Linked DNA regions of Homo sapiens: regions 2, 3 and 4 are each linked to region 1. A link is a loop called in an ENCODE intact Hi-C map of the cell type or tissue named here. Cell type or tissue: chondrocyte. All regions are shown on one strand. Region 1 holds the start of TRIDDENT (TRIM28 interacting DNA damage repair enhancing non-coding transcript). Region 2 overlaps ADCY9 (adenylate cyclase 9). Region 3 overlaps CREBBP (CREB binding lysine acetyltransferase). Region 4 overlaps ADCY9 (adenylate cyclase 9).

Region 1 (5,000 bases):
AAACGAGGAAGGACTGTATCTGTGAAATACGTATATATTTTTTGAGATGGAGCCCCGCTCTGTCGCCCAGGCTGGAGTGTAGTGGCGCGATCTCGGCTCACTGCAACCTCTGCCTCCCAGGTTCAAGTGATTCTCCTGCCTCAGCCTCCCAAGTAGCTGGGACTATAGGCACAGGCCACCACGCCCAGCTAATTTTTGTATTTTTAGTAGAGATGGGATTTCGCCATGTTGGCCAGGCTGGTCTCGAACTCCTGACCTCAAGTGATCCGCCCACCTCAGCCTCCCAAAATGCTGGGATTACAGGCATGAACTGCTGTACCCGGCCTGGTTGTTGCATTTTAATGTACTGAGCCAAGCACCAGGCTCCAGGGACACTGCTACTAGGTGGCCTGTCCTTGGCTCTGATGCAGGCGCTTCCAGGAAGAATGGGCTGCAGCTCTGTGCAGCCTGCCTGTGCTGGGCCAATGTCAGCTCCCCTTGCTCGAACAGGATTGGCCAGAACACGCCCTGTGCCTGCGAGCAGCCTTGAATGCCACTGGGGATTTGAGGTTTAGGCGTCCCGTTCCTTGAGCAGGAACCTCTGCAGAAAGGCAATTAGAAGAACAAAGTGCCCTCTCCCTGACGGTCTGTCTCCCTCACACCAAAAAGGAAGGTGAAGCTTCCTTTTTAAGGAGACCCCTTTTTAAGAACCACGGGGTAGCTGTGGTGGTTCACGTCTATAATCCCAGTGCTTTAGGAGACCACAGTGGGAGGATCACTTGAGCCCAGGAGTTTGGAACCAGCCTTGGCAACAGGGGTTGGAGGCTGCAGTGAGCTATGATCATGCCACTGCACTCCACCCTGGGCAACATAGTGAGACCCCATCTCTACAAATGATATAAAAGGCACCTGGGGGTGGTGGTGCGTGCCTGTGGTCCCAGCTATTCAGAAGCCTGAGGCAGGAGGATCGCTTGAATCCAGGAGTTCAAAGCTGCAGTGAACTGTGATTGTGCCATTGCACTCCAGCCTGGGCACCAGAGCGAGACCCTGTCTCTTAAAAAAAAAGAAGAAGAAGAAACATGTATGAGATAGAGCGCTGCAAATCTGGTTCCAACTTTCTCTGTGATTTTGCTGGAATTTGTTCAACACTGAGCTCACAGACAGCAGTGAACCAAAACTTGTTTTCTTTGGACTGCTTTGAGCAAAAATAGAAGAAAGGGGCTCATTTTTTTCCAGTGATTTTTTATTTTTCATCAATAGTGCAGATCCAAAGTAAGTATTTATTCACTGGCCTGATTTCCCAATCTTTTAACTTAGAAGTATGATTGCCAGTTTCCTAGGTTTTTAAGAATACGCTGAAAACAAGCTGCCAAGCTTAGGAGCCGAGAACCATAGAAAGTTCTGTCCATGTGCTTGGATCAGATTTCCAGCACAAACTGTGATGTGTACATCGCTTAACTCGGAGTCTGACTTTTGTTAGCTGTTGTTGGATGAACAGGTGTGTGCAGCGGATGAGTAACATGATACAAAGAGAGGTTGTACTTCCGCTGGGAGGAGAATGGGCATTTGGGTTTTTGTTGTTGTTGTTGTTTAATTTCAGCCCAACTGTTTAGAAAGAAAATTCTTGCTGTCTTTACCACTTTGTGCTGCACAGGGAGGTGGGAAGGAGGATGTTAGACGTGCGTATTAACAAATGCTCTTATGGCTACATTTTTTGGTCCATGCAAAAAAAAAAAAAAAAAAGTTCGTCTTTTTTTTATCCAGTTATCAAACTTGTGTAAAAATAAGAAAGTATATCCTTAAATAGAATTGTGCCCTGGAAGGAACCCAGATGGCTCTCTTGAGATTAAAATAGTCATCCCAGCCGGGCACGGTGGCTCATGCCTGTAATCCCAGCACTTTGGGAAGCCAAGGCAGGAGGACTGCTTGAGGCCAGGAGTTTGAGACCAGCCTGGCCAACATGGTGAAACCCCCTCTTTACTAAAAATAACAAAAATTAGCTGGGAGTGGTGGTGGGTGCCTGTAATCCCAGTGACTCGGGAGGCTGAGGCAGGACAATCACTTGAACCCAAGAGGCGGAGGTTGCAGTGAGCCGAGATCACGCCATTGCACTCCAGCCTGGGCAACAAGAGCGCAACTCCGTCTCAAAAAAAAAAAAAAAAAAACTTAGGGACATCATTCTCAGTTTTTTTTAAAGGGTACTAGTTTTAGTTTTGATTTACCAATTTATGTTTCCGAGACGTTTTTTCAATGAAGTGAGTCACTTTTGAACTATTGTGAGGCACTCATTCTAATTTCATGGCTCTCAGTTTACAGGAACATAACATTTGATGCCAATGAAATTCATTAGAATTCTGCGCTATCCTGTGAACTGCGTGCCCATCTGTCTTGTATGTGTTTCCAGGGGTGGCTTACAATGGTCTTCGCCATGTACTGGATGGACGTGTACTTATTATGAATCCTCACACCCTGAGACCCAAGAGGATCCCTCGTAAAACAAGGCCATATCTGATTTGGATTAAAATCCCCACGGAGAACCTGATGTCACCCAGGAAAGTGCACGTCTCCTTGCGTGCTCTTGAGAAACGGTTGAGAAAACAGTCCTTCCAGCTCAGTAAATACCATTTTCTTTCTGTCTGCTCACCACCCTTGCATTTGCAATAAACCTGACAAAAACTTCCAGAGCGAAAATAAGAATGTTCATATTTGAAGGAGATGTTGGCAGACGGCCACAGACTTCAAGTACGCAAGCTCATTCCGCTCTTGCTTTTCTGCCAATAACTCCTTGGCCTCCGCGCACTCTGCACAGGCGGGGCCTGAGGACGGATCATGATCGTGTCCGATGATCACGGACCCGCCGGAGACTCTCAATGGAGAGGCGATGAGTCACAGCCAAGCGAACTTTCTCTGCTCCTGAACAAATTGCTTCTCCTCGTCGTCCCACTCCAAACCTAGAGGTGGGACAACCCCAGCATCCTGGGCGTGAACGCACCCAGCTTGATTGTCACATGGGGAATAGAGACCTCGCGCCTGCCTGGCATAGGCCAACCCAGTAATGTTCATTTAAAGCTGGCTTTACTAGTCCTTCTTCCACAATGAGAGGTGACCCTTCACTTCACCGAGAAAGGAAGGAAGAAAGGTAGGTGCAGGGAGGAAGTGGTGGGGCGAGGGGAGATGGCCTGAGTGGGGGTGAGAAGGAACGAGAAACAGGAAGGAGTCAAATGCCTTTACTGCTTTTAAAGTGGATTTGACGGCCAGTAGGATTACAGGCCGGGCGCGGTGGCACACATCTGTAATCCCAGCACTTTGGGAGGCCAAGGGGCGTGGACTTGAGGTCAGGAGTTCAAGACCAGCCTGGCCAACATGGTGAAATCCTGCCTCTACTGAAAAATACAAAAACAGGCAGGGTGTGGTGGCACACACCTGTAATCCCAGCTAGTCAGGAGGCTGAGGCACAGGAATCGCTTGAACCCAGGAGGCAGAGGTTGCAGTGAGCTGAGATCACGCCACTGTACTCCAGCCTGGGCGACAGAGCGAGACTCTGTCTCAAAAAAAAAAAAAAAAAAAAAAAGAATTAAGTTCGTCTCACCTTGTCCAAAAGCCATGGACACAGTTGAGATCACCTCAGGAGACCAAGGGACCAGCTCAGCAAGGGCAGGCCCCTCCCCACAACAACGGGTCCTGGAATGTTCCAGAAACATTTTAAAAATTGTGTTGTATGATATTTGTCAACGAACTCAGCCTCTACTGTCCCCACTCTTCTCCTGGTTGGCTGGACACAGCCGGACCCTTGGAAAGTGGGTGGGGGTAGGGAGAGTGGTCCCAGGAGTAGGGCCAAGGGCGGGAGGAAGGGGCTGATGACAGAGGCTATAAATAGCCAGGCAGCTGCTTGGCAGCTGGTGCAGGGAATTGTCTGGACGAGGGGATGGCGTCCAGGAAGGGAACAATGAAACGGCACCGGTCAGAGAGCAAACAGAGAAGGAGGCGGTGGGGTGAGGGCGCAGAGTCGCTCTGGTCCTTCCTCCCCGACTGGTGTGACCCTGCGCTTTTGGGGGCGCAGAGGGGAACCCTGGACAGCTCTGGAGGCAGCAGAGGGAGCCTCGTGCTTCACCTCCTTGGCCCAGAACCCACATCTGGCTCAGGACTGGACAAAAGAAAGACAGCCTGTCACCTAAGCTTTTGCATCGGAGGAGTCTGCCTGCTGGGGCGGTCGTGTTGTTTGCGCGTCAGTGTGGGCAATATTTTTAAACCCTTTAAGTTTTTGTTGGGGTGCAACTTCCATCAGTAAAGTGCACGTAGCTCGGTGAGTTTTCACACACTGATGCACCCATACAGCTATCACTCCGAACAAGATATACGACGTTTCTAGACGCTCAGCAGACTCCCTTTGCCGCCCAAGGGTCACCTCTGTTTCCATCACTGTCATCCTAGATTGCGTCTTCCTTTTGACTTCGGGGTTGAGTCATATCACAGAAATCATGCAGTAAGGACCGTTCTGTGTCTGGCTTCTTTCACTCATCAATCCGCCTAGGAGATTCCTCCCTGCCGTGTGCAGCAGAATTTTGTTTCTTTTCATTGCAGCATAATATTTCATCGCGTGAAGAGGCCATGATTTCTCCGTTCCGCTGAGGATCGATTGAGCTGTTTCCAGTTTGGGGCGCGATGAACAATGCCGCAGTGAGGATTCTTGTCAGTGCTGGCGTATCTCATGATAGGTTTGGAAATAAATTCTGATGGGAATTAAAACTGGTGTAACCTCTATAAAGGGCCATTTAGCAAGAACTGTCAAAATGTAAAAAACATGCGCCCTTCTGGGAATTACTTCTACAGATCTGCCCGAACATGCAAAATGTCTCATGCACCAGGTTCTTCTTTGCAGCATTTGTTTGCAAAAGCTGAGGTGTAGCAACAACCTAAATATCCATCAATAAATATTTATCCATCCATAGACTAGAATACCAGGCAGCCACCAGAAGGAATGAGAAAGCTCGGTACCAGCAGGACCTCCAAGTTAAGTAAAA
Region 2 (5,000 bases), 100 kb before region 1:
ACTTGTTGATTACTACAGGTGCTTCCCGTATCTAATACCTCCAGCAAGAAGGTTTGCGAAATGGGCAGAGAGTAATAGGAAGAGTTTCAGGAAGATGGTTTGAGTGAAAATCATTTCAGAACCGAGCCCTGCGAAGTCTTGGTTTCTGCAATCCACCACAGTTTGGGAAAATCGGGAATTTTGTTTAGTCCATTTCTATTTTTGTGCACCACAAATATGTAAACAAAGCTGGGATCTTCGTCGGGGGCGGAGGGAAGGGCGACAGAACCCTGACATCTAATACTGGTCATCGGTATTTCCATGTGTTTCCTGATCCCATTGTCTCTGCTATTTAAATTAATTAATTCCACAAGTATGCACTCAGTAAATATTGTGAGCCAGGCACTATTCTCGGCTCTGTGGTTGCATCAGTGAACAAAACAGACGCTAATCCTGCTTTCGTGAGCCATCTATAATAGAATGGGCGAGTCAAGAAATTGACACATGCATTAGAAAAATATGTAGCGTGTCGCTGGTAAGTGCTTGAGAGCTCATCAGGGAAGGGCAGGAGTTTGTGGAGTGGGGGTGAGGGATGTGGGGTGGGGCGGGGCAAGGGTGGCAAGAGGCCTGGGGCTGCTGGTTGCAACTGTAACCAGAGTGGCCAGGGAAATCCTTGCTCCTCTGGGTAATGCCCTATCCAGAAGACCCTTGCAAATTTCTAAAATGCTGTGTTTTATTACCGAGAAAGAGTCGTCTGGGAGCTCTCCGAGGCAAATAACTTTTGAAGTTGGCATGAGCAGGATATTGTGCAATGGGGCTCACTGGCTGCGTCCCAGGCCTCCGCATCTGATGTGAACCACAGCTTTGCAATCGGGTCCCCGTGCCATCCAAAAATATTTTGTGACCTTGCCGGTTGGCAGTTTTTTAAAAATGTTATTTTCAGTCTCCAAAAAAGGGAAACATCAAAGTGCAGGCTGTCCACTCCTGCCCTTCTTGATAGACACAGACAGCTGGGCCACACAATCAGCCATTGTGGCGACAAGTGCCCAACTGTTATAAATAGACGGCGGGCTCGCACGTGAAGCGCTCCAGAGGAAGGGCAAGTGCTCTGGGGACACTGCCAACTGCTGTTTCCGTCGAGAGCTCTTCTCAAAGATCAATATTATTTTATGTCTCAGTGACTGAATTTGAAAAAACGACTGTGAAAGCACCTGGTAACTTAACTGTCTCCAGGATTCCATTCCAAACGCATCTTCTCTCTTCACTGTTAATCTTAGATGTTTCCCATGCTTATTTAGTAATCATTGCCTGACGGCCCACTTCACTGCGATTTACAGTCTCTTGCGGCTCACTTGAAATGGTAGAGTTATGGATAACCGCGCTGGTGTATGTGCGTGTGATGCGTGGCCGGAAGCGCATGCCCATTGAATAATCACGTTCGTCCCACATCTTAGCCCCTCTTCCAAGACATGTTTACTATCGTTTACGTGTGACATGTCAAAACATCTTAAAACTATGCCACGCATGTAATAGGCTCTCAGTGATTAAAAAATCAGTTTGTCTCTTAAGGAGAAAAGAATAACAGCATGTGACTCTTGTGAGTCCCTGACAAAGAATCTGTTGTTCCCCGTGCACTTGAAGAGCCGCTCATGTCAAGAAGCAACTTGTGATTATGCAATGTGTGACTTAAGGCATTGTCAGATGCGTTCGGCTGAAACGGGACCCCGCCCCAGCAGTTTGCCTTACTAAGTTAACATGGTAGGTCAGATTTTAGTATTGTAGAAAAAGCCACATTCAATATTCTTTGAGTAGCATATTTATTTCCTAGGGCTACTGTACCAAAGTACCTCAAACCAGGTGGCTTCAAACAACAGAGTTACACGCTAGTTGATATCTAGTGATTCAAAGAACAGAATTCCACACTAGTTGTTATCTAGGAATGCGGAGTGAGTGATAGAGGGGGTTTTGGTGGCGTTATATTCTAATTTTGAAGTAAGTTTAAATTTACAGAGATGCTCCCAAACAGTATAAAGAATTCCCAAATACTCTTCACCCAGATTCCCTGAATTAACATTCCGACATGTTTGTCTGTCTGTCTCTCCACATACACACATCCCTTTTTTCCGGAATAATTTGAGAATAGACTGCAGAGAGTGCCTCTAGATTCTCCTGTGTGGGTTTCCTAAAAACAAGGACGCTGTCCCGGATAGCCTGCACCGACCTGCCCAAATCAGGACGTGGGCACTGTCACACCATGCCACCAAATGCAGAGGCCCCGGAGCCCGCCCAGGACCACAGGCGCCGTCTGTGTCAATGGCTCTCGAGTCTCCTTCAATCTGGGGCTGTTCCTTCGTCTCTGTCTTTCACGACCTTGACATTTTTTTAAGAGAACAGGCCAGTTACTTTGTAGAATGTCCCTCGGTTTGGGCTGGTCTCATATTCCTTCATGATGAGAATCAGGTGGTAGGTTCCTGGCAGGAGAGTCCCTGCAGGGTTGTCACGACAGGAACGCACACAGGTCTGATCAGTCCCATTTCTGGAGAAGTTAACTTATCATTTGGTTGAGGTGGTGTCTACCAGGTTTCTCCACTGTAAAATTAATTTGTTGGTATTTTGTAATTATCAGTTAAAAAGTACTGTTTCTGGTGGGGAGATTTTTTGGGGACTCGGAAAATATCCTGTTTCTCATTAAGCTTTTTGCCCATTTGTTTTAGCATCCTGGGATGATTCTTGCCTGAGGGAATTAGTATGAGCATTGCCAAATGGTGATGTTTCTAGTTGCATTGTTTCTTTTGCATTGATTAGTTGGCATTCCACTGCAAGCTGGAGCTTGCCTGCTGTCTTTCTCTCCTTCCTATCAATACACTCATAGACTCCTATTTTACCCATTGGGTTATAATTCATTACCATTATCATTTGCTTCGATACCCAGATTGTCCCAGATTTGGCCAAAAGCAGCGCCTCCAAGCTGGCCCCTGTGTTCTTTTGATGTGTTCATGTCATTCTTTGAGCACATCTTTACTTCTTCTTCTTTTTTTTTTTTTTTTAGATGGAGTCTTGCTCTGTTGCCCAGGTGGGAGTTCAGTGGCGTGATCTCTGCTCATTGCAAGCTCCGCCTCCCGGGTTCACGCCATTCTCCCGCCTCAGTCTCCCGAGTAGCTGGGACTACAGGCGCCCGCCACCACGCCCGGCTAATTTTTGTATTTTTAGTAGAGACGGGGTTTCACTGTGTTAACCAGGATGGTCTCAATCCCCTGACCTCGTGATCTGCCTGCCTCAGCCTCCCAAAGTGTTGGGATTACAGGTGAGAGCCACCATGCCTGGCCAGGTTTTTTCGTTTTTGTTTTTGTTTTTTTTGAGATGGAATCTCACTCTGTTGCCCCGGCTGGAGTGCAATGGCGTGATCATGGCTCACTGAAACCTCTGCCTCCTGGGTCCATGCAATTCTCCTGCCTCAGCCTCCCATGTAGCTGGGATTACAGGCGTGCGCCACCACACCCAGCTAATTTTTGTATATTTAGTAGAGATGGGGTTTCACCATGTTGGCCAGGCTGATCTCCAACTTGTAACCTCAGGTGATCTGCCTGCCTCGTCCTCCCAAAGTGCTGGGATGACAGGTGTGAGCCACTGCTCCCGGCCACATGTTTAGTTCTTGGTTCTAGGCTCACCCGGAACTTTCCTTGCTCCAGCCCTGGAATCAGCCATTTCTCCAATAAGCCCTGGTTCCTTTTAGTAGAAAGTGGTTTTTAGAAACCAGGATCTAAGTATTAGGTGTGTTCACGCTACTGGGCTATTACGGCTACAAGGACTTCTCAAGCAGCGTAGTTAGGAATTTTTTTTTTTTTTTTTTTTTTTTGAGACGGAGTTTCACTCTTGTTGCCAAGACTGGCATGCAGTGGCAGGAACTTGGCTCACCGCAACCTCTGCCTCCCGGTTCAAGCAGTTCTCCTGCCTCAGCCTCCCTAGTAGCTGGGATTACAGGCATGCGCCACCACGTCCGGCTAATTTTGTATTTTTAGTAGAGACGGGGTTTCACCATGTTGGTCAGGCTGGGTCTCAAACTCCTGACCTCAGGTGACCCATCCATCTTGGCTTCCCAGAGTGCTGGGATTACAGGCATGAGCCACCGCGCCTGGCATAGCTAGGAAATTAAACATATGCATGTACTTCCCTACACGTACACATATGTTTGTACATACACACACGGGCACACATGCGTTTGTAGTTCTTTGTATCCATCTGTCCCGCTCGTATCTATGTATCCATTCATCTCATATAAAAATCATGATACCATCCAAGTCAAATGGTTTGTTTCAGCTTTCTCCCCTTTCCTTGGCTGTGCCCCTCTTTTCTAACAATAACAGTAACAGCTCTTATCATATTAACTGTTTTTATTTATTGACCCTTGTATGTCACCAGTCTTCTGACATGCAGGCCATCCAGTCCATGTTCCTGGCCCAGGAACATGGCAGCCAAGGGTCCCCACCCCCACTTCGGCCCCCAACAGTGGACTCTCGGGATAGTTCTTTTTTTTTTTTTGAGACACAGTCTCACTCTGTCACCCAGGCTGGAGTATAGTGGTGTGATCTCGGCTCACTGCAGCCACTAACTCCTGGGTTCAAGCAGTCCTCCCACCCTAGCTTCCTGAGTAGCAGGGACTACAGGTGTACACCATCATGCCCGTCTACTTTTGTATTTTTTGTAGAAACAGGGTCGGTCTTACCTTGTTGCCCAGGCTGGTGGATAGTTCTTTATAGCAGTAGCCTAAACAGAAAAACATATACAACATAAGCTAAGAAAAAGGCCTCCCTTATCGATATTTCTGGGTTAATCTGAAAGATTTTGAAGTCTGGAAGAATCAGCTGGTTGTTGGTAAAGGGACGGTGGACATGAAGGATGCGGAAGGGATGGGTTGGAGGCGGGAGGTGAGTTTCATGTGGTGTTTTTGACTCAGAGGGTCACTTTTATTGTTCTGCCTTGTAGTCAGAAGAAAAATCTTTTCACGTGGTTTCGGCTCAGAA
Region 3 (5,000 bases), 80 kb after region 1:
CCTTGTAAGTCCTAGGACTTACTGGGAGTGCTAGTCTGATTGGAGCAAGACCTGTTTCTCAGCAGTTCTGGAAAGGACAGAAGCCATGTGTGCTCGTATCCACAGAAACCAGTGTGCAGGCACGCGTGTGATAGTGTAGCACCTCAGCAGATACATAGCCGGGAATTCTGTCATCTATACCATTGACTCTGTCTCCATTTTTTATTGTATTTTTAAAAATAGGAACGTGATGGCCATGAAAGCTTAAAATTACGAAAACTTAAATGGTGTGTGTTCTGAATTATTTTTTCTTTTAAATCAAATCAGGATGTACACTGAAAATTATTGATAATTTTGAAGCATATTTCATGGACTGTTTAAGCAGCAGACAAGTATGTGATTCTGTTTGTTTACTGTGTATAATTTATCTTGAGGTACCTGTTAAGCATTAGCAGTGTACACAGGATTCTGATAGATGCCTGTGAGTACTTAGAACCATCTTGAGAAGATGAAACCTCGAGGCAAAACTTAAGGAAAGGGTACAGAAATGCAGTCAAGTGCAAAAACTCTGGAACCAGAAAGGGTGATCTGAATAAGGCTTCATTTACTCCCTCCCCTGTTTCCTGAGTGTCCCCGTGTGCAGAAGTCCAGGGCCGCATGCCCCAGTGGGAGGCAGGCCCTGGGATGGTTGAGGAGCCTTGGGCTCCTGTGACAGCTCTTCTGCTGAGCCAGCACAGAGCCAGGAGTTGGGGAAGCCTGCCTGTTTTCCATGCATTCCTGGTTGTTGGGAAAAGCACCCTGACCATGACAGTTTGTTTCCTGGGGTATCGTTGTAGGCCCATGGCTTGCTCACATCTGAGTCCTCTTCTGGTTGTCCCGTCTCTCCTAGGCTCTGAAGCTCCTGGCCGTGCCGTCTGCTTTTTAGCACATGCGCTCAGCGTTCCCTTTAGTCCTCTCTGAGGTCTTTTCCTTGCAGTGCATCCCTCCGGATACACTCCTTGCTTTAACTGGAAAAGGATGCTGCTCTTCTCAGTCAGGCTCAAACTTGGCTTTCGGCAAAATTCTCCTATTGCATGAGTCTTTGATGCAGAAGTGTAAGCCTTGGGAGCAGTGCCTGTGGGGGCTTTTGCCTGTTCTCCTTTCCCTGGGGCCGTGCTCTGCTGACAGGGGTGCTACAATAGGCCACGAGCAGAGTCCCCGGGGCGTCCTGGAGTGGTCAGGTCTTTGCCATTTGAGCTGTGACTTGAAGAGATTTGAGCAAGGGCACACAAATCAAATTGGGCAAGGCTGTGTGAAAGGCATGGAAGTAAACAAAAGTGGCCCCTCTCTTTTTAAAGTTTTTTTTATTAAGTTCCTAGACAATATAGGCGGTGACTGTGGCTGTATTTAAAATACTGCCTTTAGGGTGTTTTCTGGTTCTAAATTTAGGAAGCAAGGCTATTTTTGAGCTCTGTCTCTAAAAGTTGAATTCCTTTTAAAACTTACCCTTAAGAAAGATTTGGATATTATCCCGTGTGACATTTTCCCCGGTGTTTCATTTCCATTAATCAAAAGACTGTTTAGTTGAACCATTGCTAAGAATAGTAAAATCTAATGGGGAAAATAATTCTACATGATTAAATCTGACTTTACTTTCCCATTTCTAGTTGTACTGTCTGCTATTGTTTGAAAATGTCTTAATTTGCCTTTCTAATATGCCTGTACTATATTGTATACAGTAGGTATATTTTCCAGTTGCACCTAATTCAACCTTTCGAATTTGCATAATCTGTGGTAAGGAGAAAAAGTAGTTGTGTAGTGGAGTTGTACAATTCTGTTGTAAAGCAAATCTTTTTATAATTCACAAGCTGCTTCTCCTCCCCCTAGTTTGGATTTTTCTTATTAAAACTGCACCACCTAAACATGTTTTAACTTTATGGTTAAAATAACCAGTGAAATAGAAAAATAAGTCACTGTTCTGTATGATAACATGTAGAGAAGGCTTGTACAACATTTAAATAAGGAGATTTGGGTATTTGATTACAAACTGAATGAGGACATTCAGGAGCTATAGAAATTTATCAGGTAATTAGGGTTTGCTTAGACAATTATAGACTCTACGAGTTTGACCCAGTTGCTTTGGATTAAAATATTTTGAGTATTTGTCACCTGATTAAAAGTAGAACCTTCTAACTGTGAGTCACAGTTGAAGGAAATGTCAGCTTTTTATACGGGGAGGCGGTCAGTGTGGTGCTGAGGAGGGAGCCCTGGCTCCTGCTCAGAGTAGACTGTGAGTCCCAGCTCCCAGCTCGGCAGCGCTGTGACTTGGGCTGGTGACATCACATTTGAGTTTTGCAGGGTGGGGTGTGTGTGTGTGTGTGTGTGTGTGTGTGTGTGTGAGTGAGAGAGAGAGAGAGAGAGAGATCTCTAAAAGGGGCTTTTTACCCTGCAGTATTCCATTTGTTTCTTTTCTTTCTCTTCTCTCTTCTTTCTTTCTTTTTTCTTTCTTTCTTTCTCTTTTCCTTCCTTCCTTCCTTCTTTTTTTCTCTTTCTTTCTTTTCCTTCCTTCCCCTTCCCCTTCCCCTCCCCTTCTTTACATTACTTTTCTTCTTTCCAATGGGGTCTTGCTTGCCCAAGCTGGTCTTGAACTCCCATCCTTCAGCAATCCTGCCTCGGCCTCCTGAGTAGCTGGAATTACAGGTGTGAGATGGAGCCACTGTGCCTGGCTCTACTTCTGCTTACTTTGATTATCTTGGTACATGGGGCTACTAGGGTGCCTGGCATATAGCAGGTTGAGGCAGCTGTTTTTATTGTTTAATTGTATGGGAAAATATTAGCCATCACCTACTTCTTGGGCCAGTGAGGACTAAGATGATGTAGCCTGACCCGGAATCAGGAGGCTTCTCACTGAATACATGGGAAGCTTCTGCCCCTGCCTGTTTGGCTTTCAGTGCCAGCTCTAGTGCAGTTTGGGAACCAGTTTGTAAGAAAACGAACTAAGATTCGAGAATCTTACAAAATGGGTAATCGTTTGACTCATTTTACTCCGTCTGTGTTTGCAGTTCAACTGTTTTTTATTGGAAAATTGAACTCTTAATTAAATGGAACTCTGTTTCTAGTTATTGCTTCAGAACAAGGGCTTGATTTAGATTAGGACTTAGAGAAAAGGGAAAAGTAAATGCAGAGAAATTATAAATATAGTATTTTATTGAAAACAGAGTTGGGAAGAAAATGGCCTTGGGATCACTGTCCAGTTTAGTCAGGTTGGTTGAAAGGAATACCAGTGAAACTCAATTGCCTCTCGGGCTCAGCTACACAGATCTTGAAAGGAACAGATTCAGCTCTGTGCTGTACTGTGTGACTTTTCTCCTCCTGCAGATTCTATAGTAGGAAATTCTTTTAATGGAGATTACTGTTTTTCTGTTCTCCTAGATTTGGTGTGATTTTTTTTTTTTATAAGTAAAAGTTACCCCGTGGTGGACAAAATTTTTCCCCGATTTGTGGATATCTTTACTTAAATCTGATTTACATATTCAGAACGTCACCTTTATTGAAAATAACAAAAAGACATAACATATTGATAGGTTTTCTGTGTCATTGTGGTTGTTCCTCTACTACTGTGGGAATCGGTTTTTGTTTGAAGAGCACACCTGCCCGTAGTTGAACTTCTGTTGAGAAGTCTCTGAGGGAATCATTTGAATGATGGCAAGAGAATCAAGTGTTTTGCTTTCACTGATGGCTTTCTCAGTCACTGAAACTTTAGGGGAGAACGGATTCTTTCCCAGGAGGAAGAGGGTGAATTGAGATGTTTCCTTGTTTGGGGATGCCTGTGTTCTCGGGATGCCCTCCAAGCCAGCGCTGTCCAGTGGTCGTTATTGGGAGGGCGGCTCTACGCTGTGTCTATATGACACAGTACTGGAACCACGAGCCACGTGTGGCTGTTGAGTACTTGAATTGTGATTAGTGTGACTTAGGAACTAAATTTTAAATGTTACCTGGTTTGAGTAAATGAAGATAGCCACATGTAGTTAGTCACTACGGTATTGGACAGCACAACTGTAAGTACATTTACTTATCCTCTTTGTCTAGAGTTTTCTTTAAGATACGTATCACCTAGATATTTATGACAAAGTTCCTTTAAAACGATCATCTTTTAAAGATGCAAGACTCCAAATTAAAAATGATGAAAGACTCCTTCAAAAATATTCACGGCTTAGGTCACACTGTTCAGGATTATTCACTAATTTAGAAAATATTTGTTATGCTGTGATGTAGGCCCTGGCGATCCAGTGGGGATGTGACAGGCCCCATCTCTGCCCTCATGGGTGGTGATGGATACTGGACAGGTAACTGCAGTCAGGTGTGACCTTGGAGGGGACATACTGTGCATTGACTGAGGCACCAGATGGGGACTGAGCCTGTTTTGAAGGGTATTGGAAGTCCCCGGGGGCTGTGACGTTAGCACTGACACCTGAGGGTGAATAGGAGATGGCAGATAGTACTGTTCCAGGCAGAGGGAACAGCACTCATAGCAGGGTGGAGGTCTGGCTCTTGTGACAGTTTTTGGGTTATGTTCACTGGGCTACCAGAATTTAGGAGGCCTCATGGTTTTGCTTCTGAGATGGTGGAGACTAAAGGTGTGGTTCTGCCCTGCGGGGGTTGGTCGGCCCGGGATCCAGTCTTGACTCCTACCACTTCATTCTTTTATTCAGCAAATATTTAAGCACATTTTACGTGTGGGGCACCCTGCTGGGCTGTGGTGATGACAGTAGTGGCAGAAGCTGCTTCTGTCCTCATGGAACTCTGAGTTGTGTGGTGTGGTGGGTGAGCAGTCCCGTGGTGCCCACCGTGGCCTATAGCATTTCACACTCAGCTCGATGTCTGACTGGAAGGAAGTGGATGCCTCAGGCTGGGTGGTCAGGGAGGCTTGTTGGAGGAAGGACACCAGAGCTCATTGAGGGTGAGTAGAGCATCAGCTTGGGCATCTGAAGGCGAGATAACATCACCAAGGGCCTTGAATGTCAGACCTAGGAGTCCAGGTT
Region 4 (5,000 bases), 61 kb before region 1:
CAGGCTGGAGTGCAATGGTGCGATCTCGGCTGACTGCAACCTCCGCCTCCTGGGTTCAAGCAATTCTCCTGCCTCAACCTCCTGAGTAGCTGGGATTACAGGCATGTGCCACCACGCCCAGTTAATTTTTGTATTTTTAGTAGAGACGGGATTTCGCCATGTTGGCCAGGCTGGTCTCAAACTCCTGAGCACAACTGATGCTCCCGTCTCGGCCTCCCTAAGTGCTGGGATTACAGGAGTGAGCTACCGCGCCTGACCTGGGACTTCATTTGTTAAGAAGAGGTTAAGTTTCACCAGCAGCCATTTGTAGTAGGAACTTGAGATTTATCATCAAATATTGGGACAACAAGAACAAATCAGTTCTTATGATTATTTATGGTGCATATGAGTAGGAAGGACTTACAACCCTCCGGAGAGCATTTTAATGTTAACATATGAAAGATATTCTCTCTTTTGTACCAAAACTTTTGTTCTTCTTACGCAGAAAGAATAGATAATTATAAAATATATCTATGACTCCATAGGCTTTGGCTATTTGGTAGATTAAGAGTATTTTTATCTTTATTTTTCTTATTGGCTGATTACAGTTTAGTTTAAATAACTCTCATGCCGCTTGGTCGTTTCCGACCTAGTCGTGAGGAAGAATGCAATGCAAAGTGAAAGACGTTTTTGGAATGTTTCTGAACCAGCCCAAGCTGATTGCCTCTTTTCTGTTTATTGTTTTAAGTCATAAGTGACGTAAGCTTCTAGGCATTTGTTATGCTATGTGGCTGGCTCCCAAAGTCATGTCTTAAAACATTCTTTCCTTCCTGATTATTCTTCTCTTTCTTGTTTTTCTTTTCTTCTTTTTCTTTTAATTTTTTTTTCTTTTTTGAGACGGAGTTTCACTCTTGTTGCCCAGGCTGAAGTGCAATGGCACGATCTCAGCTCACTGCAACCTCCGCCTCTCAAGTTTAAGCGATTCTCCTGCCTCAGCCTCCCAAGTAGCTGGGATTTACAGGCGTGTGCCGCCACGCCTGGCTTGTTTTTCTTTTTCTTTTTTTTTTTGAGACAGGGTCTCACTCTCTTGCCCAGGCTGGAGTGCAACGGCGCACTCACAGCTCACTGCAGCCTCAACCTCCCGGGCTCAAGTGATCCTCCCATCTTAGCCTCCTGGGTAGCTGGGACCACAGGTGCCACCACACCCAGCTGATTTTTAAATTTTTTATAGAGATGGGATCTCGCTATGTTGTCCAGGCTGGTCTCAAACTCCTGGGCTCAAGTGATCCTCCTGCCGCGGCCTCCGAGAGTGCCGGGGTCACAGCTGTGATCCCCGTGCCTCGCTGTTGTTCTCTTTCTGTTGAGTTGGCAGTCAGGTCCTTGATTCTTGGTGGCTGAGGGTATCTCAGTCCAAGGCAAGAATCCCACAGAAAGAGACTGGGACAAATGAGGCCAGAAATGGGCCTCGCCCATCACTCTTTTCCAAAATGGGCTTTGTCAGTCACTCTTCCTATACTTGGGTCACCAAACCTGATCACCACTATGTGCAAAGTGCAGTTTTAGTTTTCAAAGAAGTGACACTATACTTAAGAATACTTAAGAACGTTAACTGCGTTAACCTCCACGCACACAGCCATAGACAAATTCCCCCGTCAGACAGGAGCCCATTAGGAAATGCCCACCCCTCTCTGTAGCCTTTGTAAAATTAAGCTGATAAAAGACATCGCTGTTGTTGAGGTTTAAAATCAATGGATAACCAGGAAAGAATATAAGAAATCATATTAATTATTCTCCTGTTTACACTACACTTAAATCATTTAGCTGTCTTTTTTTTTTTTTTGGACCTTCTGCTGCAAAAGAGCCATTCTAATGAACTTGGACCCCAGGGTCCATGTGTGTGGTTATTCATTAAATCATGTCGCCTGCAGAGTCTCCTGACTTAAGACTTTCGCTGGGCTTGAACTCAGTAACCTGTCCTGATGTATTTCTCAGGCGTTTGTGATTAGGCAGCTGGGCTCTGCCTTACCTGTCAGGGTGATAACCCTTCTGGTTCTGACAAAAGGTTTCACTTTAAATTTAGCTTTCCATATTGAAGCATAAATAAAAAGATAATTTACTTCCCGATTTTGCTCGTTGTGGACACGGAGGTGTGTTTGACCTTCGTAAAGCTAGTAGGATCATGTTATCACTATGGGTTGGTCATTCAGCGCTTCCTAAAGAAAAACTCAAGTCAGAAACAAATCAGGAGCAATTATTGATTTAACAGTTTTGCAAATGCTTTTGTATGTAGAAGGTGCATGAAAAAGATTCCAGTGATACGCAGATCAAACACTGCGTCGATAATCACAGCTAATGTCGAGTGCTTGCTGCGTGCGTGTTGATCATTTAAGCCTCACATGCGAGCTGTGTGGTAAGCCCTCCTCCTGCCCTCGCCTTAGAGATGAGGAAACTGAGAGGCAGCGATGAAGCAGCTCACTAGCCCTGCTCCTGTCCTCCCCTTAGAGATGAGGAAACTGAGAGGCAGCGATGAAACAGCTCACTAGCCCTGCTCCTGTCCTCCCCTTAGAGATGAGGAAACTGAGAGGCAGCGATGAAGCAGCTCACTAGCTCTGCTCCTGCCCTCCCCTTAGAGATGAGGAAACTGAGAGGCAGAGATGAAGCAGCTCACTTAGATCACGGGATTAGGGGGCGGACCTGGACCCGACTCCGAGGCCCCCTCCAGCAGCCAGGCCCTCGCCCATCACGCTTGGTTGCTTGTAATGGGAGCCTTGCCTCTCGCCAGCAGTTTGTGGGGAGTAGGTTTCCCGTTTCCACTGTTATTTCCTGACTCCCGTGCCTCCCAACTTCCCACCCGCTGTGGCTGGCATTTCCACCGGCTCCCTGGCTTGTCCTACGCCTCATGCCTCCTATGTGGCTCTTCTTTCTCCTCCCGCCCCCCTGCTGCCCGTGGCCCCAGAATGGAGGCTTCCCAGGATGGCCCACACAGTGCCCTGCACAGGTGCTGTGGCTCAGCCCTGGCCATTCCCTCCACACGTTCTCTGCTCCAGCCACACTGAGCTCCAAGCCATCCTTTAGCTATGCCTGCTGCAGGCCACCTCTGTAGAGGGCCTTTCATGACCTGTTCTAGTAACCCCCCTGCCTGGTGTCAGCCACCCCCGCCCCTGGCCTGGTTTGCTATTGCCGGGCTGACCTCGCCCCGTCTTTCAGTTCTCCGTGTGGAGGGTGCTGATCCGTCCGTCTCCATCTGCTTGTGAAGCAATAACAGAACAGCATAGGCTGGGTAATCTATACAGCACGGAAATTTCTGTCCTCATGCTTCAGGAGGCTGGGAAGTCCAAGATCAAGGCACCAGCAGGTTCAGGTGTCTGGGGAGGGCTGCATCTTCTGGAAGGGAGAAGGAAACTGGAGGGCAAGCGAGAGAGCCCCTTACAGCAAGCCCCTTTATGCAGGCGCCTGATCCCATCGCAGGGGAGGAGCCCTCCTGGCCTCGTCACCTCTTAAAGCCCTGCTTCCTTAAGACTCTCACTCCACAACGCCTGAACTTTGGAGGGGACACGTTCGAGCCACAGCCCCTTCCTTCCTGAGGCTTCTCAAGATGCCCCCTCCTGTGCTTCCTGGAGCACCCGTCCTTCCTTGTCCTGGGACTTGGCACGCCTGACCATAGTCATACCTGCTTGTCCTCTTGGCCCCTCTTCAGGTAATGGGCTCCACACAGGTCACGATCTCGGCCAAAATAGTCACACATCGTCCCTGCACCCATCAGTGTGTAGTAAACAGGAAGTGCTTAATAAATGTTTGATGAATTAAGAGTGACTCAGTAATCCCAGTACAAAAAAGCAACAGCAGACGTTGGAGATGTGCTTGAGGCACGTGCCCAGCTTGTGAGCAGAGGCCGCCGCTGCCACTCCGTGCTCCCCGTGGACTGCCGTGCTGAGCGCTGTGAATGTGCTGGCTGTCCCGTCGTGCTCCAGCTCTTCAGGCCTCCCTGCTCAGCCTCTCTCAGCTTCAGTTGCCACGCACTTCTAGGAGAGGCCATCTTGACTTTCTCTTGCAGTCCCGGAGCCACACAGGGAGCAGGTGCGCAGTCACCTGGGTGAGGGCCCCTTCCTGGGTTTCAGAGGCAGCCCAGTTCATGCTCCCAGGGCAGCCCTTGTGCATGGGGAGCCGTAGCCTCAGGCAGGGGCACCCTGAGCCAACAGCACCTTGCAGGGCCAGCCACAGACATAATGGAAAACCTCATCCTTCAGCCGCAACTTTTCCTACCTCCCATCAAAAAAATGTCCCTCCTCTCTCAGTATGTGGGGACTGCGGTCTCCAGAGTGGCCATCCACAGTCACACTGGCTGTCAGTGGCTCCTGTCACCACCCTGCCACCTGGTGACTTGTGGGCCACACTCAGGAGTCATGGGAAGGAGACCCTTAGAGCAGCCCCAGGACAGGCCTCCTTGCGTGTACTTCTTTGATGAAGGCGGGTATAAGCCCTGGCAGCTCATTGTCCTCTCTTGAGTCCACATAGGTTGCATTTTTTAACTCTGGCAAAGTGAAGTTACAAAGTCAGTCTGGTGTCGCCTGGGACAGGTCCGAGAAATTAGTATAAAGATGGCTTCACTCCTGCGTCGTATTCCAGTTCACGTTTCCATTTCAGTGTATACATGTTACAGTCGTGATTGATCCTGTGCATAAATTGGGATGTGGGTTTTTGTTGGAGAAAAAAATGCACAAAAGTTCAGGAGCTAAGTAAGAGTGAAAGATTTTCATTGGACCAGGTGTGGTGGCTCACACCTGCAATCCCAGCACTTTGGGAGGCCAAGATGGGCGGATCACTTGAGTCTAGGAGTTCGAGACCAGCCTGGCCAACACAGTGAGACCCCCATCTCAAAAAAGAAAGAAAGAAATAGTTGGACATAGTGGCGGACGTTTGTAGTCCCAGCTACTCAGGAGGCTGAGGCTATAGGAGGTGGGGGCTGTAGGGAGCCATGGTTGCACCACTGCGCTCCAGCCTGGGCAACAGAGCAAGACCCT

The links. Peaks named below come from ENCODE experiments on the same cell type or tissue, not always from the same donor. Only the 100,000 strongest peaks of a DNase experiment are listed, where the experiment ranks them.
Region 2: a loop joins it to region 1, with 2.2 times the contacts of the local background. A loop is called at or near these places in 2 of 110 quality-filtered maps.
Region 3: it touches region 1 in a loop (5-fold over the local background); 7 of 110 quality-filtered maps call a loop at or near these places.
Region 4: it touches region 1 in a loop (2.2-fold over the local background); 5 of 110 quality-filtered maps call a loop at or near these places.

The regions. Positions count from the first base shown.
Region 1 is chr16:3,948,390-3,953,389 of GRCh38, reverse strand. It overlaps TRIDDENT (TRIM28 interacting DNA damage repair enhancing non-coding transcript), which reads left to right and starts at 2,946. Exons shown (of 2, transcript NR_120311.1): 1 at 2,946-3,118; 2 at 4,561-5,000. It also overlaps a transcript of ADCY9 not described here. In chondrocyte, no CTCF peak of the experiment used is centred here; DNase peaks (open chromatin) are centred at 439 and 2,819.
Region 2 is chr16:4,049,549-4,054,548 of GRCh38, reverse strand. All of the region lies in intron 2 of ADCY9 (adenylate cyclase 9), which reads left to right. LOC124900373 (a long non-coding RNA gene) reads left to right here. Exons shown (of 2, transcript XR_007064957.1): 1 at 1-514; 2 at 728-4,277. Among named protein-coding and RNA genes, the nearest start is that of ADCY9, 64 kb to the left of the region's middle. In chondrocyte, no CTCF peak of the experiment used is centred here; no DNase peak of the experiment used is centred here.
Region 3 is chr16:3,868,557-3,873,556 of GRCh38, reverse strand. The region is part of intron 1 of CREBBP (CREB binding lysine acetyltransferase); the gene reads left to right. Among named protein-coding and RNA genes, the nearest start is that of CREBBP, 9.7 kb to the left of the region's middle. RefSeq lists silencers at 855-1,149, 2,055-2,349 and an enhancer at 983-1,518. In chondrocyte, no CTCF peak of the experiment used is centred here; no DNase peak of the experiment used is centred here.
Region 4 is chr16:4,009,295-4,014,294 of GRCh38, reverse strand. All of the region lies in intron 2 of ADCY9 (adenylate cyclase 9), which reads left to right. Among named protein-coding and RNA genes, the nearest start is that of TRIDDENT, 61 kb to the right of the region's middle. RefSeq lists enhancers at 1,907-2,551, 2,552-3,197. In chondrocyte, no CTCF peak of the experiment used is centred here; a DNase peak (open chromatin) is centred at 2,775.